Regions from separate parts of the Mus musculus genome. Here regions 1 and 3 are each linked to region 2. The links are chromatin loops, found by intact Hi-C in ENCODE. Cell type or tissue: gastrocnemius. All regions are shown on one strand.

Region 1 (8,000 bases), 430 kb before region 2:
TATGTATAGAAACACATTTGTCATTAGTAAATGAATGATTAAAACAAAATGCATAGTAGACAGCAGAAGACTAATTTTTGTATGTGCATTTATATACAGGTGATGTGTGTGTGTGTGTGTGTGTGTGTGTGTGCATGCGTTCATATGTGTGTGGAGGCTATCGGACAACATTGGCCGTCATTCCTCAGACATGGCCAATTGGTCCCTCACTGGCCTGGAACTTGCCAAGTAGTTTAGGTTGGCTGGCCAGTGATTCTTGAGGTTTGCCCATCTACGCCTCTGCAAAACTGGGATTACAAATTTATGCCATTATGCGTAGATTTTTTTTTTAAAACCTGGGTTCAGGGAGTTGAACACAGAACCTGGATTTTGTTCCCAGCCATCAGGTATAAGAAAGAGTGCGAACAGCATCCTCCAGATAACATTTTTAAAAAGTAAATTGTTTTGTTTATCTCAATTTTCTATTATACAACAAACATGAAAGAAATTTGTAAACAATAAAAACTAGTACCACGCTAGCTGGATTCCATCATTCACTACAAACTAATTTGTATTACTTTCTACAAAACCATAACTGATCATCAATGTTCAAATCCCCTTCCGTACTCCTTGCGTGAATCTGGGTGAACCTCCTGCTCCTTGGTATGAGCAGGTTCACCTAAGATCATTGATATTTTTCCAGGTCTACATACCAGGGCAGAGATGGGGCTGTGCAGAGAGACTTAGTTTGCCTCCTTAGAAAGTAAAAATCTGAAAATGTGTAGACTAACAGTTTGGAATGTTTCAGGTTGTACCATCTTTGAAAACTGCAAGAGCTGCCGCAATGGCTCCTGGGGCGGAACTCTGGATGACTTCTACGTGAAGGGATTCTACTGCGCAGAGTGCAGGGCAGGCTGGTACGGAGGAGACTGCATGCGTAAGTAGACCCCCTGTGCACATGCACAAGCTCTGGCTTGGTTTAGCATCCAAGTCTCAGCTTAGAATGCAACTCATGTTTACCTTGTTGGAATCTCAGTTTTGGAATGCACGTGGCTAGAGATAGGACTATCAAAACAAAGATAGATTTCTATCTATCCAGGGTGGATAGTGGACATATGTTTGGGATTGTGTTTCTAGAAGCTTCCTTATCTTGACCTCAAGTTCACCTTTTGCTCAAATAGAGCCAAATACTTACACACACACACACACACACACACACACAGACACACACTAACACCACACACACACACACACACTCACACCACACACACACACACTCACACCACACACACACACATACTCACACCACACACACACACACACACACACACACTCACACCACACTCACACACACACACACACACACACACACACCCCCCACACACACACACACACACACACACTCACACCACACCACACACACACACACACACACACACACACACACACACACACTCACACCACACCACACACACACACACACACACACACACACACACACACACACACACACACACTCGCGTGCCATAATGGATATTCAACTTTGAGGTGGCTTTGATCAGCAGATAGTGAAATAGGGTTCACTATTGTCTTGTGTAATGTATTTAAAATAGAAATTTCTTTGATACATTTCTTAACTCCTGGGTTAAGTTCTTGAAACCACATAAACTGCTAGGACACCATTTTACCCAGGAAGGGAATTCTTCTGGAAAGTACTTGATCTCAGAGGATTAGTCATTGTTATTCTTCTCTGAGCTTCAAAGCTCTTTGAAAGAGCTTTGGAATGGAAATCTGGTACCTCCCTCAGTCCAGGATGCTCCTCATGGCTAGCCTAGGATGTTTCCTGAGAGCCTGTATCCATGGCCAGGCCCATGTGGTGGGACTTCAGCAAATCTGCTTTGTTTGTTTCTTAGTGGGGTCAGAAGCTGTCAGGGTGATCAGCTTTACTTCTGTGAATGGCATTCCTAGTTTACAGAGACTTTGTTTATAGTGATGCTGTCCCAACCACTGGACCTAATCTGTAGCCAGATGCTAGTAGTTTTAAGACTCCACCAAACCCAGAGGAAGAGAAGGGTTAGTTTATATTCCAGAGTGAATACAACAGTTCTAGAAGGTGGGTAAATTTTAAAGTGCTGGTCTCTACTGCTGATTTAAATTTTCTGTGCTACTTTAATTGGATTCCAGGAAATTTAATTTGGGGCTTTGTAGATTTTTTTTTAACCAGGCTGGTTAGCTGTGTGATATAACCTGCTTTTCACCTTGGCAGCTACTCTATGCGATGGTGGGAGAAAACAATGATCAGGGTACAAACTATAGAATGCTATCTATCCTATGGCACTGAATAAGTGTGATAAGTACATCTGAAGTATTTAGTGCTTTGCTTAGAGATAGTGAAAGCCCAATGTTATGTGCAGAAGTGATATATTGACTTGTTTTCCATATACCTCTAATTGATAAGATGGTAGGAAGTCCAAATACAAAACTGCTTTCAGTAATAGATTAGGAGAGATGTGGGGTTCTGGAAATTGAGCTCAGCTAGTGAAGTGCTGGCCACGTAAGCATGAGGACCCAGGTTTGGTCTTTAGCACGTATGTAAAGAGCTGGGCATGATGGTCAGGGGGAGTTGGAGACAAGTGGATCACGGAGATTGTGGATGGCCAAGCTTAATCAACTTGGTGAGTGTCAGGCCAAGCATAGACACAAACAAACAAACAAACAAACAAACAGCCAGGACAGACAGACAAGCAAACAAAGATAGAAAATATCTGAGAAATGACATTCAAGCTGCTCTGATATCCATACACATGAGATTCATAAGCATGTATGTACACACACACACACACACACACACACATCTAATTCCTAAATATAACCTCTTCAGTCTGGATAATGTTATATATACATAATGATATGTATATTTTCAGGGATGACCATTTGGCCTTGAACAACTAATTGGTGTGCTCTTCCCTGGGGACGAGCACCTCCTCCATTCCTGGCATTCCTCTGTTTTTTAGAGTTCCTTGTGTATGGCTGAGCCTTGTGGACCTTTCTTCATCCAGTTTGGCATCCAGTCCACTGATGTCATCCTCACTCAGCTCGTGCAGTCGTGCATGGGACTTAATAGTAGCTTCTGATATTGCTAGGAGACACAATTTCCAAACAAACTCCCTGATCTTCTTGCATTTATGATCTTTCTGCCCCCTCCTCTATAATGTTCCTGAGTTTTAGGTACAGAAATATTCTGTAAATTTATCTATTGGAACTACATTCTGGTTAGCTGTGATTTTTTGCAGTGGTCTCTGTCTGTTGCAAAGTTAGGAGAACTGATTTCAGTTTGTGTCAAGCTGACAAAAACTAACCCAGAAGGCCAGAAAAGTGACACCTGACAGGTAATTCTAGCAATATATCAAAGGCTCATTGAAGTGGAGCCAGTGCCGTGTGCAAAGGTCATAGCTAGGAATGCTACTTCAGTGGCTAGGTGAGAGGAAAGAGCAAGTGATGAGAGGAGCTTAAAGAGCAAGATACCACTCATTGACACGCTAGAAGTATAGCGAGGGACCTCAAGTTCGTCTGAATAGCAGGTAGCCAGAGATATCCCATGCATGGCTTTCCTAAAGTCTCTGTCAGTTGTGTGCTGGGTTGAGCTTCAGTATAAAAGCTGGCTGCAGAGTCTGACTTGTTGGGTTGCCAAAGGCACCACTCTAAAAGTCGAGCTTTCTTCAGGACAACAGAGTTAGCTCAGAGAAGATACCGATCCCATTAGACAGGATAAGTAGGAAGTTTGTGGTATTATTTATCAGATGGTACATTCATTCAAAGGAATGCACCCCAGGTGCTGGACACATAACGACAAGCAGGCAGCCGGTCTCTTTCATGGTAGAGCCTGCCATTCAGCAAAGGAAGATAAAAACAACAAGACCAAGTAAAAACAAACCTGGAGAGCAGTCCATTCCGTGAAGTAAACAAACAGAAGAAGGGCCAGATTCCTCTCTGCATCCCATTCTGTCTGGGACACATGGGAGGCTCTGATTGCATTCTGCCTGTTTTGAAAGCCTCATTCCACACAGTGTATGCCATCACAGCCGCAAGTACAAATGGTGCATTTCTTATGGAAGCCCAGTCTGGTCATCACGGATTACAATGAACCCTCAAGGAGAATGAAGTCCATCTGTGGAAACAAGGTCAAACCCAAGACGACAGCAGTTTCATGTTCTTAGGTACTTGTTGCCTATGTAAATTCAAAGCAAATTCAGGGGAAGAAGCAATGCATTTGTCTGTCTGCTGAATGCTTATCTGGAGTTGGCCATTATACTGCCTTCTGTGAAGGTGAAGAGGGGATACCATACTTGGGTGGTCCTATTCTAGCTGGGGCACAATACAGGTGCTGCAAGGCTGTACCACTATTTTCCCAGTAGATGGCGCTCAAACAATCCTTTCCTGCCTGTCCTTTCTCCTGAAGGAGGAGGGCTTCTTTCCTGTAGGGAAACTTTCCATTTCCCTTCCTGAGTAACATGTAGAATCTTAGCAGGAAAGGGGGAAGGCAGGTCAACACTGAGAGGCTCAGACATTTGGAACTAGAGAGACAGAACAGCACCTTAATTTGTTACTGTCTGTACTTTTGATGATATTGGCACCTCCTTACAGTCGTAACAGTCAGTATGTGATCGTTTCATCCATGGTTATGAGATTCTAGTCTCCAGGAGAGTACCTGCATGCCTAAGTCTAGAACCCAGAGACTTGGATCATTTTCATCTTTCTGCATTAGGACAGATAGTTTGATGGTCTCAAAACTATCTGTGCTGGGAGCCATGGGTGCTATATTACTAAAAGAAAGATCTATTTCTTTGTACTTTCTCAATGTTTCAGTTAAAATAATTTCAAGTCTACAGGGTTGAAAGAACTCTCTGTGTCCATGCTGTCTACTTGGATTCACCAATTATCACTTTACAAAACGTAACATTCTTTCTCTTTTTAATACTACAAATGTTAATATTTTGTGTTTTATGATGTTAGCATAATCTCTCCTTCCTGTGTTTTCCTCTTGAGAGACAGGGTCTCAGGATGTAGCCCACTGTGGCCTGGAGGCCTCTGTCTTTCTGCTTCATCCTTCCAAGTGTTGGAATGACAGCTGTATTTCATGATGCCTAATTTTTCTTTCTGAACCTCAGATTTGGCCAGTGAAGACTTTAAAAACCACCGTCACACTGGTTTTGAGCACCCCTCCCTCCTCCTTTTCACTCCTCATAAGCATTTTGAGTTCACCTGTACTTCTTTCCCAGGTCCTCAAACCAGCAACTTCTCTGTGACTCTGAGTTTCTTTCAATGGTGGCACTCAGGGCTGTGACTAAGTGCTTGCGATTTGAGGTGCTGGTGTCTAAAGTCAAGAGCAAGGCTGATATCAGAGCTCTTTAGACTGCAGAGTTGGCTTCTCTTTATTGACTCTTTGAGAATTTCACATCATAGTCCGCAATCACACTCACTTCCCATTCCTTCCATATCTGTACCCCACTGTGACTCCCCAACAACAACAGCAACAAAGAACAAGTCTAATTTGTGTTGTCCGTAGACTTACTGGAACATGATCAAACTCCCAGCAGCCTACTCTCTAAAGAAAACTGAGACCTTTCTGCCTGCACCTCAACCAGAAGCCATCGATTGTGGGAGCAATTCTCCAGCATCCTTGTCACACTTTAAAGAGTTCTCTTGGTGGCTTCCTTTTTAGGCTGTTACTTTTCAGGGAGGGGGTTGGGGCCTGAGTAGGGGGTATCCCAGAAGCCTTCCATCTTCCTCTTTTTCAACTGAGTGCCTGCAGCCACCAACATCACTGCCAAAGTAGCTTCCTTGCTCTTTGATCTGGAGCTCAGATCATGGGCTTCCTTGTGTTTTCTGGTGACAGCATAGACCATAGACACAGCCCCTGGTGGTAGGACCCACATGTAGGCTTCAGCAGCATCATGGACTATGGTGACCCTTGGAGGAGGTCTAATCCAGAAAGTGAACCATTGTTCACCTTCGGTCTCCATCATTGCCTAGAGCCAGGGAGATCCTGCAGCTGGGTGGTATGCTCTAGGGCGGAGCTGCATCTGTGTGAGCCCCAGGCTGCTTCTTGCCATCCTGCCACTTCATGGGCAACAACCTGATCCACTGTCAACCCCAGCCCTCTTTCATACCTGCCTCTGTCATTGCATCTCCAGTTCTGCCTCTCTCCACAGTGCGAGCACTGCTCTGCTCCCATCTTCCCCATCTCCGTCGCACATTTGTTCACTGTAGTGACATCTGCCAGCCCATGTGCCCACATGAAAAAAATTGACTTCCTTTGTGGAGCTGTCCTGATGACCTCCAGGGCTGGTTTCTGGAATGAGATTTTTTTTTTTTTTGTGGGAGGAGGTCAGATGTTTTGGTTCTCTTCTTAAATTTAATTTTCATTGTATATATTCATTGTACATGGTACCACGTTACCTAAGGACAATTGTGCACAACACTGTACATTGAGCATATTTTCTCCATAGCCCCACCCCCACTTTCTCACCTTCATCTTCCATCAGCCCCCTTTCGCTTCTACTTCCACATCATATATACATACATGATTTTTATATATTTATGTAAAATGTAGGAGCCAATCACATCTTAGAGAAAACATGTGATATTTGTCTTCCTCAGACTGGCCTAATGTGTTTAATACCATCATCCCCAGTTGTACCCATTTTCTTGCAAATTCAACTTTGTTCTTTAGCGCTGAAAATTTCCGAGTATATAGGTAACATTTCCTTAGCCATTGCCTTGCTGTTGGACACTTAGGTTGGTTCTATAACTTAGACATTGTGAATAGTTCTGCAATACATGTCAATGTGCAAGTGCCTCTGCTGTGTGTTGGCTTGGCAACCTTCAGGGGAAGACCCATGAGTGAAAGAACTGGGTCATGTGGTGCTAGCTTGGGGTCTTGTTTTGTTTTTGTTTTTTGTTTTTTTGAGGAAACTTCATAATAACCAGACTTGCTTATTTCCCCTCCAGCAGTGTATAAGGGTTTCATTTTGCCCTAATTCTTGCCAATATTCATAGTGATTCATATTTTTTAGTGACTGCCATTCTAATTGGGATGTGAAGGAATCCTAACGTAGTTTGAATTTATATTTCTTTGATGGACAACAAGCATGAACTTTTTTTTCACATGTTTATTGGCTATTTTTGTTTTATCTTTTGCAAACTGTCCATTTCATTAGCCCATTTACTAATTGGGTTGTACAATTTCTTACGGTTTAATTTTTGAGTTCCTTGTATATTCTACATATTAATCCTATCTCAGACATATAGCTACTTAAGATTTTCCTACCATTTTGTAGACTTCTTCCCCATTTGATTATCTATTTACTTTGCTGTGCAGGAGTTTTTAATGTCACAAAGTCCTGTTTGCCAACTGTTGCCATTGTTTCCGGAGTGACTTTAGTCTCATTCAGAAAGTCTTTGCCCATTCCTGTATCTTGAATCATTTTCCTACCTTCCTTAATACATTCAGAGTTTTAGGCCTTACATTAAGATCTTAGATCTATTTGGAGTTGATTTTTATACAGGACGAGGGACAGGGAGCTAGTTTCATCTAAAAATGGTATTTACTTAATGTGGCCCTCAGGCTTCTCCTGGCTCCCCCACATGAGCTTCAGGAGGACCCACAGCCCTGAGGATATTACTGTGTGACATCGTAGCCAATACCACAGGGATTCTGAAGCTTCAACCCCTGAAGGATACTGGGGATCTAAAGAGGTTAGGAAAGCAACCCATATGAGAGGATTTATAGAGAGAGATTATGGCCCCTAATACGTTTATCTTCTTACTTGTGTTTGGACAGAGGCAGAGGAGCAGAAGAACTGGCTGTGAGCCATGCCCCCAAATGTTCGAGGGCTAGAGCATCCACGATGATGTGTGTGCAGGCAAACACACGAGTCATATCCAGAGATGACTAAGAGAAAAATTTGAGACGAGGAGGATCAGAGGAAGAAGGAAGGTTGGGTAGGGGTCGGGGGACA
Region 2 (8,000 bases):
ATTTCAAGTTGACAAAATCATCACATCTACAATGGGATAGATCCGCAAACATTTTACCATTATGTCTTACTTCAAATTAATGACATTTCACTTCTCTGCATCACCACCAGTCACTCAGCCTTAAATTTACCCTTAAATTCTTCTGCCTGCTTTACAAATCTCAAGTGTCTTATCTGTCATTTCTCCTTTACAATAAACATGAGGCTAAACTTCAATGGAAGACAGCAAGATGACTGCAGAGTCCAGCTGCTGCATGACTCATTAGTAGAGAAAGTGATGCTGGTTCTGCAAAGCCCTGGAAGGCAACCCTCACTTGGCCTGGTAATCACCCACTAATGCTCTGCCCAATACACACACCATGTGCTCCAGGCCTCCTGCCCTCACCTGTGTCCTGGAGGACTGCTTACTTATTTGGTGGCTATGCATATATCTGGTCTGGGTAAGTCAATGAACTCTGTAATCTGCTATTAGCCCTTGACTAAGATTGGAGGCTAATGTAGTTATTCATATAGAAGACAGGAGCAACTGGGATTGAAACTAAGGTAACTATTTTTGAGTTCTGAACATGGAGCAGAATTCAAAACTAAAATGCTCTTTATTAAATTTATGTTTTAATTACTTTTCCTTCTGGAGACAGAACAGGATGGTACCTACTGTGAGACCCAGATTGGCCTGCAAGTCATGATCCTCTTGCCACCTCTTCCCGAATGCTGCATGCTATTCTGTCTGGATGAGTTTGTTTGCTGTTACTCTCCTCTTGTTGTCCAGGATGGTCTCTAATATGTGCACTCCAGTGATCTTCCCGCATCTGTTCCTCTGCAGCTGGGACCACACACAAGTACCATCGGCTTATCGATATATTTTATTCCTAGAGGCACCAAGCCCTAAATCAATGGTTCTCAAACTGTGGGTCATAGATCCTTTGGGGATCACAATTCAGATATCATGCATATCAGATATTTATATTATGATTCATAACAGTAGCAGGAGTAAAGTTATTAAATAGCAATGAAGTAACTTCATGGTTGGGGGTTGGTCACAACCTAATAAAATGTCGCAGCATTAGGAAGATTAAGAACTACCTCCTTAAATGTTTTACGCTTCAGTTTTATTAAGGCTGTCACTGGGAGTTATATGTAAGTCATGACTCTTGATTTTAGTACTTCACAGATGTATTTTTAATGGAAACAAACCAAAAATCCCTCAGTACCTCATGTGCAATCTAACCAGGACACAGAAAGGAACTACAAAGAAAATACGAGCCAAGTGTACATGTTTTTATTTGTATGTTGTACTTAAACTTTTTATAGGTCTCACTGTACATGAAGTGACATCGCTGAAGAACTTCAGTAGAACGAGCTCAGCCAATGTCCACCTGAGAATGTTGTGTGTAATGTTGTTAAAGCTTTGTACCACATGGATATAGGCTCAATCCCAGATGCAGCTCTTAGAGCTTAGCTCAGTTCATGTAGTCTCTGAGTCTGTACACGTTATCTAAGACTATAAAGGAGGGCTGCTATAAAGCAAGATACACCTCCCACACAGAACTGAAGAGATGATGTAAGATAAGCAGTTGCCACACAGAGGATCTTTCCCCTCCTCCATAGATAAGAATTATTAAGACACAGGATAAGCTTACTGCCAAAAGCCTAGTAATTTTAAACTAGGCTGACACTAGGCAGAAAATACTCCTCCTGATGAGCAAGCATGCAGATTAAATGAATTCTTAGAAAAGGATGTTCCCACAGAGCAGAAGCTAAGGCACTGGGAGGGGTGATCATCTACCAAGCTCTATCCTGTAGCTTCCTGATAAGTAGTATTCTCTGCCAAGCGGACTGAGGGGCCACGGATAGAAAGTAAGTGGGGCCAAGAGGTGGTGGTGCACACCTTTAATCCCAGCACTAGGGAGGCAGAGGTAGGTAGATCTGAGTTTGAGGTCTGCCTGGTCTACAAAGGGAGTTCCTGGATAACCAGGGCTACATACATTGAGACCCTATACAAAGTTTAAGTGTAACATACACATAAAAACTTAACCTTGTGTCCAGTTTATGCTTTATAAAGGCTTGACTAATGTGTATCTCATTTGGCCACAACAGACAAATCTTTAAAGATCTACTTGTCTGTGACAAGAATAACTATGAATCTCATAAAGAAAAAAATTTAAATACATTTAGATGAGAAAATCTTGACTGATCGTCCTAATGTTCTCTCAACTTTTAACAGAAACCTATATTTCCCTTAAACTTATGTCCTTGGTGGTATAGTTTAAATCAAGGAGCATTGACAATACTCACTTTCTCAGAAAGAAAAAGGTGGCTCAGAGTTGGAAAATCAGGGAAGTGACTTCTAATTTGTGAAAATAAACTATATGATCAAAGACACAAACTAACAGTAACTTTCCAAAGTTCATCTGCAAACGACTTTAGCAAATTTCAATTAAGGGTGCTTAAGAAATGGTTCAGTGGTTAGCTGCTCTTGCAAAGGTCCCAAGATCAGTTCTCAGCACTCACATGGCTGCTCACAAGTGCCCGAAACTCCAGTTCCAGGCAATCCAATGGCCTTTTCTGGCCTCTGTGGGCACCAAATATGTTTATCTAAACTATTTTTAATTAAAGAGGCTCCTCATTGTTCTATAACTTAGAAGATAAACTACTTTGTTCCAATTGCCTCCTTCCAAAACCAATGCAGATGCCAGAAAGGCAAATAACCATGCAGAACTATTCAAAATGTCTTTATGAGACGATCACTCTTTTATTTACAAGTTTAGATGTGTCCTGAAACCATGCTACTTGCTGTATCACATATAAGCACCTCACTCCTCTTCAAGTGGCAATAGTGAGCCTCCAGAAACTGTCCTGGAGGGAATTCCACTCATCTTATGGCGCTGTCTCGAAAGCACACGCCTACCTTGCATTCACAACACACATACAGCAGCCTGGCATGGAGGACACACTTCCTTGTCCTTCTTCATTAAAAGCCCTGAGGTAATGGCGATCCAGAGTCAGTCATACTTCAGTTAGTATAAACCCTGCAGCTGTTTCCTGCTGCCCCACATCCTTTGTTGTAACCCACTTGGAATCATGGCCAGATTAATTTTAAAGTCTTTCTGTATTGTTACTCCCTTCTAAAAATCCAGTGCTTCCCATTCATAGCACTTGTTTCAAGTGTAATTTTTAATCTGCATAAGTTCATTTCTTCACTTTGCGAAGGGAGCCCGCGTCCATCATGACACAACCTTGTCATGAGAACAGAATGTCTTTGAAAGCTGAGACCGAAAGCCATGCAGTTTCTCTATTTGGATGACAATATATTAACTCATAGCACCACCTACCTTTCAAAGTAGGGAAACAAGGCTTCTTTTCCAGAACTTATGTTTTGCTTAAACAATTACTGGTAAAGGTAGGTTCAGAGTGCAAATAAGTAAAAAACAAAAGAAAAAGAAAAAGTTCCATTCGATATTATGTGAACACTCTTAACAGTATTTATAAATTACTTGGCAATGTTTCATTCAAGTCTGGTCAGCAGCACCCAGACATTTTTAATGTGACAGAAAATAGTGGACAAACTCATTTTTAGCTACTAAGTAGGAAGTGTAGTTAAAGAAACCAGCCCATTCTGACTAACAGAGGTAACTGTTCATTAATACTTCCATGACTAATGGTTAAACACTAAGATGAATGATGCTTTTCCCTCATAATTCATGCTTAGGTTGTTTTCCTTGTCTCAGTATATTTGCCTGTTATAAACAGAGTGTGGTGGTGGACAGTCTTGCTGATGCACACATGGCTCACACCATGTATCCACACTCCTTCAAATCAAGATCATTCCTTGACCTCATGCTGCAATAGGATTATTTCCATAAATGACAATTTGCTTACAGGAATCTAATTGCTAGAGATGCTAGAGGAATTATTTTTGATCAAACGGGGAAAGCTTCTACACTGCTTATTAACTATCACAGAAACCATGAGAGGGAGGCAACTAGGTTTGTGTTGCCCACGAACTGAAATAAATGGCTTCAGATAAACAGTGCCTCTGTCCAAGCTGGATGGGGACCAACCTCCTTTGTAGCTACAGGAAATGGAGGCATTATTGCTAGTGATACCGGCCCACAGAAGACAGAGCGCAAGCAAAGAGCTACTTATGGCTGTCTCATGTTCAAGTCCTCAGATGTCAAAATTAGAAAAGGGGGCTGAGGAGAGGGTTCAGTGGGTAAAAGCACTCGTCATGCAAACCTAACACCCTGAAAGACAGACACCATGACCCTACCTGTTCTTACAGGCAGATGGAGGCAGAGACAAGACAATTACCAGGAGCTAGCCTGGTGTACACAGCAGTGAGCAAGAGATCATACATCAAACAAGGTGGAAAGCAAGAATCCAAGGTTGTTTTCTGCCTTACACACCTGGGAACATGTGTCTATATCCACATCCACACAACACACACTCACACAGTATTAAAAACATTTCAGCCACACTGAACTTGAAAGTAGTGCAAGTGTAAAAGCTATTTTGAAAACGGTGCTTGGTAATAATTTTAAGTTAATCTGACAAAAGTTTGAAGAGTCCATTTTAAAATGGCTTGTTAAAACCGAATAACTGAATTAAATATTTTTCTTAACAAGAGATATACTGGGGCACTAATTATTTCTGAAGGCTCCTTTGTTAGGGCTATAGTTCATCATGTCATACTCAATACAACTTGTACCATGGAGTCTTTTTTCTGGTGATTTATGTCAACTGACACTAAGGAGAAACTTTCTGCAACTGGTGAATTAAATTACCATTCATTACCATCTCATTTAAATATCGTTATCTTGCCAGAGCTGCCAACAGAAAGAAGCAGTTCTAATGTTACTGATAATGAGGGACAATTTGGCTCAGCTGATGGAGTAGATGAGCACTACTTCCCATCTGTTCTCCTTCCTAGGTCTCCTCTCTTGTGAAACAGGATCTCACTCTGTAGCTCTGGCTAGTCTTGAACTCATGGGAACCCTGCCTTAGTCTTCCAAGTACTAAGATTATAGGCGCAAACCACCATGGTGAGCTTGTTTGCCACTCTTCTATTTTGCATGTCATATCAAAGTAGACTAGAATTTTTTTATTTTCTTACATTTGACTGTACAATACAAACTTGATTACAATGCTTCAGCAAACAATACTGTATTTAAAACAATACAAATTTACAATGTATGCTAAGAGAATTTATTTCATTAGATTCCAACTGAGCATGAAAGCTCGCTGCTCAATTTGAGATCAACTGCAGCTTTTCCAGTAAAACACTCTCCCTGCCTCTGTGAGACAGGGCCTCACCGCGTAGCCCAGCTAGCCTCAAAGCGGGCCTCCTTTCTCAATCTCTCTCAAAGGCTGAGGTTATAGGTACAAACCCAGCTGCTCCCCCAACTTTATAAGGTCAGGTCTCTGAACAAACGACTCTTTAGTTTTTCTTCCTCTGTCTTCATTCCTATTGTATCCTTAGAGCTTCACAGTGTCAAAGTTAAAAGACTGGAAATATATCTAGCTAAGACACCTGGCTTTATATACACAAAAGTTTAATAATGTTGTCACAACCCCTAATAAAATGTACTTATATACTAATCCAGAGCAAACTAACTGTACATATTAAATTGTTCAAGTATATCAAGAGCTTATAAAAAATGAGAGGCCCCAATATAGACAGACATCTCTTTGAAGCCCAGTTATAACGTCAATATGATTAAGGGACAGTTCTATATATTTTTTTAATTTTACAATATCATACATTCACAATTATTCCAAAATTTCAAATGAACCAAACATAGGATGTAGTTTACATTAGTTTAATGCCTTCTGTACAGCACCAGAGGTTAAAAGTGGATCTGACCAACCAAATGTTCTTTATTAGTCCGTTTGTCATCACACATTTCTACAGTACATGTACAGGGGAGAGGAAGACAGCTCAGGTCAAAGCTTTCGCCTTAAATAAATACGCACTTCATCTACTCCATACTGAACACCCAATCAAGCGCCTGGTCTCTGAAGGCTACCCAAGTCGCATGGGATTCTCTAGGTTTGCTTTGAAAGTTTCAAGAAACCTGGTAGCTAGTTCATCATCAACCACTCGGCTGTCACTTGACATTGTGACCGTTATAAGCTGGTGCTGCTGCAGTTGAGGGTTCCCCTCTTCATCCTCCGTCAGCTTCAGCACGGGGCGGAATCTCCCAACGGCCAAGATACAGGCCTGAGGCGGGTTAATCACTGCAGCGAACTCATCGATGCCAAACATCCCCAAGTTGGAAATACTAGAGGGGAGAGAAAAACACTGCTGAAGGCGGCGTGGTCCGAATTAGGTATACGGACTTTATTACTGAACCTTATGCTATGCCACTCAAAGGCCAAAGAACATGTCTGTCAGCACACATACATATATAAATATCCTAACTATTATCAAACAGGGAGTACTCAACTGGAGGTCCTCGTCAGTGACATATGGCCAGAAAGGAAATGGAAGGCGTGACTAGTGAGGACAGAAATGCAGCTCTTAGGGTTTACAGATGAACTCATGATGAAATACTACTGTTCTGCACAGAAACTCAGTAAGTGAACTTATGTTGCCAGGTAAAAGGTTAAGATAATTATATTTTATTTATTAACATTTAACTATGAAACCTGAAAATAGTATCATTTAGCATAATGCCAAAAGACAGATACTAGGTAGGAGAATTAAAGAAAATCTATGACTGCTATGAAGGTATAAAACAAATGAAAGAAGCCGAAGCCCTCAGAAACATTTAACAACAGCCGAGTTGCCAAACTGAATGCAGAATCCCAATCAAAATCTAAGTGAAGCATAAGCTGTGTGTCTCTGTGTGAAAACAAGTGGACTCTACAATTTGTTGCACTATGTGGAGCCAGAAAAGCTAATCCTGAGTGTGAACAAAGCTGGAAGGGCTCCTTACAAACATCTGACAGCTGGGTTTCAGTGCTCACTGAGCAAGGGCCAGACACAATGTAAACCTTGGCACGGAAGCTGAGTGAGACAGCCATGTCACCTTCCCCTTGCTATGGGGAGAAACCTTCCAGTACTGTCCTGGGCTGATTTCATGGTTTTTATGGGAAGGAAAGATCCAGGATTTCTAATTACAGCACATGGCAACCTATTTTAGAAAAAGAGAACGGCACTGCCTCCCATGACAACCCCGAAGAGCTTCACAGGAGAGGCCAGAGCTCCTGACAGAGGACAGATATCACCAACCAGGAGGAAAAACTCAGGCACAAAGAAATTCATTTGCAGAGTTTCTGTCCATTAAAACATCAGCAGGCGAGCAGAGGCAAAGACGAGGGGTCGGGACCACCTGTATCCGCATCCTAAAGGGGTTGCGCATCTGAACATGCTACTAAGGCTTACACACTGGCTTCACAGAGCAGATGCCAGACTTTAACAATGCCTTCATCTGATGAACTACCAGACAACCAGAAAACTGATAGACTAAAAAGGTGTCCAGCACTATTCCTTGGCATGCACCTAATCACAAAACCCCAAGTAAGGGTCAAATTTAAAGCCTACTATTAAAATGTCATCAAGAACACAGAACACTGGGACCCCATGCAATGACGAGAGAAGTGAAAATCAGTGCAACCATGTTGGAAAACTCTTTGGCAAAATCTGTCAAAGCTTTGAATCCAGGAATTCCACTTTTAGGACCGACCACACACCAAAAATAGGCCCCATAAGACAATGGCAAGCATGTGCGTGGTGCCATAATTTATAGCACCACTCCAGAAAGGACCATAATACCTACCCTATGGGGATTAAGACCAACATGGATATGTTAACAGAGATTATTTAGCATAATAATAAAATACTAGTAATAATAATACTAGTAATAATAATAATCACAAGAAAGGAAATGGCTATTTATTTATAAATAAATAAAAAATAAAGCTTAAGGATGTGGATGTCATTTTAGGATAGCTAAAAGCTAATAAAAAGAATGCTCATTTCAAAACCAATAGGCTCCT
Region 3 (8,000 bases), 340 kb before region 2:
TGCGCATCTTGCCCTAGTCACAGAGTGAGATGGAAGAGTTAGGTTCCCTTTGCTTCCCAGCCTCACACATACAGGTATGATGCCAATGTACAGATTCTATTAAAGACAAATAAAATAACATAATAATGGTAACTATAAACCTAGCTGGTTTCAGTGTTTAAAACAAAACAACTTGGAAGCTTTTTTTTTTATGGGCGGTCTCCTGAGAGATAACTCAATATGAGTGCCTGGCTTGAGCCCTGTCTTCGTCACAGGTCAGAGGCCTCTCCTCTGGTCTTTCCAAGAGGAGCTGCCATGACATGTGACATGATCCCAGTGTCCTAACTGCTCAGGAACAGTCCATACTTGTTCAGATCGGGTTGCTCTTGAAGTCAGGGCTAATCGCTGTGCGGGATGCAGCCAGAGGCACAGGCTGACTTTGCTCCCCGTGAGAGCGTCCCTCTCACTTGCTCTCTGGAACTGTCACTTCCCACAAGATGCCAGGTTCAGAGGGAAGTGAGTGGTCATTAGGGGCAGGGTACCCTCTAAGCCCACAAAGGGGAGGAATACTTTCCACAGACAATGTAACTTCCATCTGAGTTACTTGGGCTTCATAAAGAGTTGCCACGCCTTTGGGCAAAGCCCTTTCCTCCTTTACCAATGGCTTCTTATGTAACAAAATTGAAACACAGTATTGGGGTTCTCCAAGCCCAGGGACAAATGGCAGTGGTCACTCCTAAGAGACTGACCCAATCTCTGGCTTTCAATTTACTTGGTTTTCCATCTGCTCTTGGCCAGTGGATTGACAACCTTGCAGCATCCATGGAATCAAGGGAAGGTAAGACTATAGGATGCACTCTTCAGGGACAAGCAGGCATCTGCCCATCTGGTCAGTTATTGCTAGATCACACAGGCATTTTAAATAGGACAAAGTTCACAGTCTTCGAGCTGAAGTTAGGTTTTATTGTTGTTGTTTTCAACCAGGAGAATTCAGTTAGCTATTTGAACTTTCAGGTATTTGGTGTATTTTTAAGGTACCTCTGCACATCTGCATGTTCAAGTTCAAGCATTCCTCTCTGCATATTCACCATCCATAGGAACGAGGGTGTGGATGCTGAAAGCAAGCAGCCTGTTCCTGTGATGCCTGCACAGCACACAGAGGCTTCGGAGACCTGAATGTGACTTTGGTCACTCTATGTCAGCTGACATTACATCAGGGACAGGGTATCTATAAAATGTGTGCTGCAAATGTCCTAAGAAAGCCAGGACAATGGGGCTACCTGAGCAGGGGGAAGTAAAATAGTCTGCCTTTTGAGGAAAAAAGAAAAGGTTGATCTTGGAATGGAAGTGACTCTTTTTCAGTGGGTCAAGAAGAAGTATTGGAAAGAGAGTTAGAATGAAGCCAAGGGAGGGAACACTCACAGAAGGTTCACGGTCAAGTGAATGGGAGGGTGCTTGGTCCATTTCAAGTAACCAGATGGTCTCCGACTTAAGATGTCTTGACTTGCGAGTATTGTCTTCATGATGGTAAGAGTACACTCATGCTGATTTTGCTATTCCCTTTTAGTACAGTAGACAATAAGTTATATAAGACATTCAACACGATTTTAGAATAGGCCTTATTTCGGATGAGTTCCCCCAAGTGTAGGCCACTGTAAAAGGTCTCAGCACATTCACAATAGTCTTGTGTAAGCTGTGATGTGCATTTATCAGGCATATTGACTGAATGGTCAGATGCCAGTGTTACTTCACTGAGGGCAAACTGGGCATCAATCTCACTCTACTTCAAAGGGCATCTCCATTTCCCTTTTTGGTTTATTCCTAAATTTGGTTATTTTTCTAGGGAAGATAAAAAAATCTAGGAGCATGTATTCAGGTTGGAAGGGGAAGTGGTGGGTGACTGTTCTTTTTGTGTGTAAAATGTCCTTTCACTTGTTGTCTGGATGTCCTCTGCTCATTGCCAAAGTCCAGTCTGATTCAAGGCTTAATTATGAACTCAGGTTTGGGAGTTGGCTTCCCTTCCCTGTCTGGAACAGTGAATCTGTAGAAAGGACTGAGGAGCTGGGCTATCAGAGTCCTTTAGATGGGCTGTGCACGCTGGGGACCACATCTTCAGCCATCTGCCTTTAAAGTGATCAGGGAAGGACCCCAATTATTAATTAGCATTGGAGGGAGATCAGAAACTGCGGATGCCTTGCATGTGGGGGCTGTAAACACAGAGAACCCTCCTGGAGTGTAACATGCATCACTCAGGTGGCAATAAAATGTGGCACCCGCTATTCACTTCACAGATGCTTGCAGATCGGCTGGCCCTCTGCTAGGTGTTAGAGATGGGGCTTCTGGATGACAGTCGGCTACTCACCATCTGGCAGCCACACAGCGTCACAGCCTGTGTGCCCAGAGAATGCAGCCTGGGTTTTCTGCTCCATGACATGTTACTCTGACCTAAGCCTTAGTGTAAGACAGCTGCCGCCAATGACAAACCTCAAGATGTTCGAATACAGGGCAAGGTACTTCCTGGACACATGATTTGGCCTTATGGAAATGCAGGCTCCTCATATAAGGTTACTATACATTAGGAGTAATGGCGGCTGCCTTGGGGCATGAAATACTAGCTACCTGTCATTTTGACCTGTGCTGGAACACAAAAGTGCTTAGAAAAGGTGGCTGATTTAACTTATCGCTTATTACTGCTTAAACCCAATGATGCTTCTATTGTCCCAAAACACGCACAATTGAGCCCTCCAGAAGTAAACAGCTTTCAACCCTTGTCAATGATATATTTATTACCCTCTCCCTCCAAGCAAATATGTGTGCACCTCACTGATTCTGAATCTTCTCGAGAAGGAGGTTCTGCAGACGCCAAGGCTGTCCCGACACTGAAGGGACCAGGGGAGCCCCTCAGTAGGCTTTCCCAAGACCCTCTGCTCTCTTGGGGAAAAAGTGAGTGTGAGAACATTGGGCCCTTTCTGTGAGCCGCCAAAGGACAGGACATGGGCTTTTCAGATGTCGTATCTGGCAAGAAGAAATATGAACAACAAACTCAAGAAGGCTTTAACTGCTCCTTGGCACTGGGAACCTAGTTTGTTCCACGGGGCTGCCCACAGGGCCTGCTCTCCTGAGATGCGCAGAATCCTGCTTCTTCTGCCTGTGCCTGGGACTTCCACTGCCCTGACACCGGGGGGCGCTGCAGACTCTCTTTTGCTCAGAGCTGGCTAGCTAACCTCTGCAACTGACCCTCAACCCATCACAGTTTTACTTTTATACTAGCCTGAAGTCATGTCATGTGTCTTCCTATAGAAGTCAGTGGGAGCCTGGCAATGGACTCAACACCTCCCCCTACCCCCAGACTCTCTTCACAGAGCTCTTTCCAACCAGGAACAGAAAAATTATACAAGCAAATGACTTTTCACAATAGAAAAAAATTAAAGTAGATGTAAGCAAAAATAATCCTATTCACCCTTTGAGAACTGTGTTTAATGTGTACATGTATAGGTACACACACACACACACACACACACACACACACACAGGGTTATGAGTAATTGTTACTTGATAAGATATTGTTATCTTATCAAGTCTCTCTTTTTAAAACAGCCCAGAAAACCTTTCCCATACACTGTTTCCAAAGTCACTTTGAATAATTGAGATATCTGAGATTGAAGCCCTAAGATTTGAGGGTTGAATACAGAAACCAAGACCTCTCAAGGAAAATCCTTGATGTGACTCTGGACGGGTGTAGACATCTTCTACTTTGACCAAGGAGGGTGAAAGAGGGAGAGAATGTGCTCCAAAGGGCAGCATTTACTGGCATGCTGAGGAGAAGGCATGCTGAAGTTTTACCTGAAGTGGAAGAACAATTTACGCCCTTCAGTTCTCTGGAAGATCTGATTCTCTTTTAGGGGAATCCACACCTGTCCCCCTTTCTTTCTGGGGTAGCTGGTGCTTATGTGGGTGGTAGTTAGAGGCATGCACTTTTTTTGCACCAATATCTAGATAGGGTGAGTGAGTAGAGTTTTGGGAAAGTGTGCTTGAGGTAGAAATGGTGTCTCAGGCCTTGCTGAGACTGACTAATGTTTTATTTGTGTATGTAACCCAGTAACCGTGTGTGTCTATGTGTGTGTCTGTGTATGTACCTGAACATGTATGTGTTGAACAGATGTTCATGTATGTATTGAACACATGTTCATGTATGTATTGAAACAGACTCTGATTCTGTTTTCTGGTGACCAGATGAGTAATCTCAGATAAGTTGATTTCTGGGAACTTCATTTACATAAACAGTTGACAGGCCATATTGGACCATGGTAGGCTGATGCTGTGGATACAACTGGATCTAACCTTGCTAAGTAAAGGAATTCAGTCTCAGAAAGACAGATAGAGTATTTGTTCTCAAGTGTAGTGTCCAGATTTTATATAGAGACATCTTTGTATGCATAACATAAAAGTGGAAATAAAACTACCTCAGGGAATAAAGGAATGTAACAGGAGGTGGGGGTGAGAAGGGGGAGAGAGGTGCTATGAAGGGAATCTACCAAACAATAAAATAGACTTGCATGAAATGTCATTATGTAATCCAGTACTGTGTACACAGAATATAAAACTGACAATTAAAAACATCATTTCTTTCTCATAGATATACAGTTGGGTCACATGCATAATATTGATTTTTCTCATAACCATAGTAGTAAAGATAAAAGAAAGAAGAGATGAATTTAGTTCCGAGAGTGTATTTTGTCTACCTCAGGGCATTTTTATTTGCTTTATCTCCGGGGGACGTATATGTATGTGTACGAGTGCTTGCTTGTGTGTCGGCACATGTCTGTGCAGCTGTGTATGCCCATGTGGAGAGGCTTGAGGCTCTTCCTCTACTCCATCTTATATATCGAGGCAGGGTCTCTCTCTGAACACAGAGCTTGCTGTCTTGGACAGTCTGGCCAGCCTGAATGCCCCCCCCCCCAGGTGGTTCCTTGTCTCTCCCTCCGGAGCTGGGATTACAGAATGGCTACCACACTCTCCTGGCTTTTCTGTGGATTCTAGGGATCCACAGGCTGGTCCCCGTGCTTGCTCAGTGAGTGCTCTACCCACCATGATGGACGCCTCCCCAGCCCCTGACCTATTTTTGGTATTATTTTCAAAATCTTCTGTGTGCTTTCAACCTCTAGCATGTTTCCTCTCCTTACACAGTGTTTGAGAGCATGCTCCAGCTAGTGCGTCTCAAAGTGCAGGTCCCCAGACTGTGGAAGAGAGTGGTGCTAGGATGGATCTCCTTGCAAAAGCAAGAACAAAACAAAACCGTTAACAAACTATCAGAGTACAGTTGTTCCTCAGATTGAGGGTGAGGGAAGAGCCCTTTATTAGAGTATGTTCTTCTGATTGCTCTGTATTGTTGTAGTTATTGCTGTGGATCTTATAGTGTGCATTACTGAGAAATTAAATTTTATCAGTGATATGCTGTACAGACAGTATATCTAAACAGGCAGCATGCGCTTTTGGATGAGGGAAAAGGAAGCACCAGTGTACCCCATATGTGGAAAGGGAGGGGCTGCTTCCTTCACATCCAAGGGTACATGTACGTGTGTGTGTGTGTGTGTGTGTGTGTGTGTGTGTGTTGTGTGTGTGTGTGTGTGCTCGAGTGTGTGCTCGAGGTCACAGTAAGAAAGAGATCACATGTTTTCCTCCTGGTGGCAAAAGTGTGAAATTCCTTAAGAAGTTATTTCTGTGTTGTTTACTGAGTTTTAAGAGAGGCTCAGTTGCTCTCTCCCCCCAACCCCATACTCCAGGCTCTGCTGGGGTAGGGGCAGTGTTACCCACTGTCCAAATGAATGTGTATAACTAAACCAGTTACCGAGTGTCACAGTGGCCATTTAAAAATACAAATCAACATCTCAAGCTGTGAATGTCACTCTTGACAGAACACAAACTGACACCTGGAGTGCTGAAGGCAGCCGGAATAGCCCCTTCCTATACACTTCACTGTCCTCCTAGACACCCTAATGGAAAACTGAGTCAACCAGTGACTTAGGTTCATGAGCCTAAAGGTGTGGCCTGAAAGATTTGATCCTAGGGAACCAAGGCTGTAGAGATCCTGATTTCTGAGCATCTTGGGAGCATCACGTGCTGAGAAACATGTGGAGCGTCAGGCATGTCCTGTGCTGGGAAACACAGTCCCTATCCTGTCAGCTCACCACGAAGAAGGCATCTGTCTTCCTATGGGGGGAGGCCAGCGGGACCCAGAATGGTGCAAAGAAGAGCCTCTAATGTCATCTTGTAGTTCCATAAACAATAAGGTCAGAAATGGCTAGAACACAGGCAGTTCAGGTCCCAGCACCCCCTCAGGAGGGTCCCAGCCTCCTGCCCCAGGACTTACGATGCCTCTGGCTCCCACGGACATCGACACCCATGTGCACACACCCACACAAAGACACACACGACACACAAGCACTTATAGAACTGGAAATAAATATTAAGTAAATGAAGGAAAACATTACGCATGCTTTATATGTGATTTCTTTATATGGTTAAAGTTTCATAAAAAACATAGCTAATTTCATCCAGTAATAGGATGCATTTCTGTTACTTCCTTTTCCTTCCAGAAGGGTGCAGTGTGAAGCTGAGAAAGACACTTGCCTTCCCTGTTATAATGTCCTGCCCTTTAGTAGTTCCTAGACTACAGTTTAAAGATATATCTTCTCCATCTATCACTATCACACTCACTCACACACATGCACAGTCTCTTCAGGAACTCAACATTCATGAAAAAAAAAAAAAAGAATCCCAGATGCTCTACATAGTTGTTTTAAAGCAAGCAAACAGCTCTTCTTGCTGTTGTTACCATGGCAGCCAAACACTCTCCTGTCAATCATCCTAAAGTGAATTATTAATGAGCTTTGTCCAGCACACAGTTAATAAGCACACTTGGTGTTTTCAGGAGGAGGTAAAATGTCGTTACTGTGCTGAGCAGTGCTCCTTGCTGTTCCGTCTTATGGGGAACGGGTCTGCAGGGACCAGCCGTTCACCTTGGCTCCTCTTCGCTGGCTAAGGGCCTTGTTCCCCTGGCATTTAGGAGTTGCATAAAAGGTAGGTCTGAATCATGATTTCAGAAGTAGGTCGTTTAAACCGGCCCCCTGCATACTGCTGGCTGCTTTTCGATGTCCCTCTGACGATTTGACTCACCCCTGCTTAGATAACCCTCTCCCACAGATTAAGGCCATCATCTCCAGTAATTGGCTGACCAGGAACAAGTTCATGTTCTAATTCTGAAAGACGATAGAAGAGGAAAGCCACTGTGTTTGTGTGGCAGATTGAGTAATAAATTCCTGCCCCTCGTTTCTATTTAACAATAAAAGAGATTGAAGTTTAGTAAGGGTTTAAGTTTCCCAGACAAGAGAATTTTACTACAATTTACGTAAGCATTCCAAGCCTCAGTTTTCACATGTATAAGATGGGTTTAAGTTAAAACATTTATTAGTGGCAAGGAACTTGAAGGATCACACCCATAAGTCCCTCCGTGTGCCAGCAATCGCTATTCAGATGATTTCCCCCTCATACTCCTCTGGCATTGGGCTCATGAAATCTCTTAGGATGTATCTGTCTTTTGAGGTAAGGCTTTGACACAGAGTCTCTGTGTATCCAGGCTGGCTTGTAACTCCCTACGTAGCCCAGGCTGGCTGTGGACTCATGGCAATCCTACTTCAGGAACGTTTGTGCAGAGATTACAGGCATAAGCCCCCATTCCCAGCTTCTGTTGACATTCAAAATATAGAGTACAACTTTGGTTTCATTTCATGTGTGTGTTTGTGTGTGTGTGTGTATAGGCAGGTGTAAGTACATGGGTGTGCATGTGTATTTGGAGGGCATAGGCCCATATCAGATATCTTTCTCAACTCTTTTCTGCCCTGTTTTGTTTGTTTTTGGAAGCAGTGTCTCTCACTGAGCCTGTAGTTCACCCTTGGGGTCAGCTGTCTTTGCTCCCTCGAGTCTGTTTCTTTATATCATTTTTTTACTGTGTGCTGGGCATC

Evidence for each region. Hi-C counts contacts between places; a loop is a spot of excess contacts. Peaks named below come from ENCODE experiments on the same cell type or tissue, not always from the same donor. Only the 100,000 strongest peaks of a DNase experiment are listed, where the experiment ranks them.
Region 1: a loop joins it to region 2, with 2.4 times the contacts of the local background. A loop is called at or near these places in 13 of 42 quality-filtered maps.
Region 3: a loop joins it to region 2, with 9 times the contacts of the local background. A loop is called at or near these places in 36 of 42 quality-filtered maps.

Annotation. Positions count from the first base shown.
Region 1 is chr2:102,585,808-102,593,807 of GRCm38, forward strand. Pamr1 (peptidase domain containing associated with muscle regeneration 1) reads left to right here. Exons shown (of 11, transcript NM_173749.4): 3 at 788-916. Among named protein-coding and RNA genes, the nearest start is that of Pamr1, 40 kb to the left of the region's middle. In gastrocnemius, a CTCF peak has its summit at 4,371 (motif pointing right); DNase peaks (open chromatin) are centred at 4,390 and 7,840.
Region 2 is chr2:103,015,990-103,023,989 of GRCm38, forward strand. It overlaps Pdhx (pyruvate dehydrogenase complex, component X), which reads right to left. Exons shown (of 11, transcript NM_175094.5): 11 at 5,066-6,280. The coding sequence ends at 6,022. Among named protein-coding and RNA genes, the nearest start is that of Pdhx, 54 kb to the right of the region's middle. In gastrocnemius, a CTCF peak has its summit at 3,349; no DNase peak of the experiment used is centred here; H3K27ac peaks cover 309 bases.
Region 3 is chr2:102,679,211-102,687,210 of GRCm38, forward strand. All of the region lies in intron 1 of Slc1a2 (solute carrier family 1 (glial high affinity glutamate transporter), member 2), which reads left to right. LOC115489466 (a long non-coding RNA gene) reads left to right here. Exons shown (of 2, transcript XR_003953884.1): 2 at 1-3,396. Among named protein-coding and RNA genes, the nearest start is that of Slc1a2, 25 kb to the left of the region's middle. In gastrocnemius, CTCF peaks have their summits at 3,149 (motif pointing right) and 6,560; DNase peaks (open chromatin) are centred at 2,334, 3,163, 6,296 and 7,071.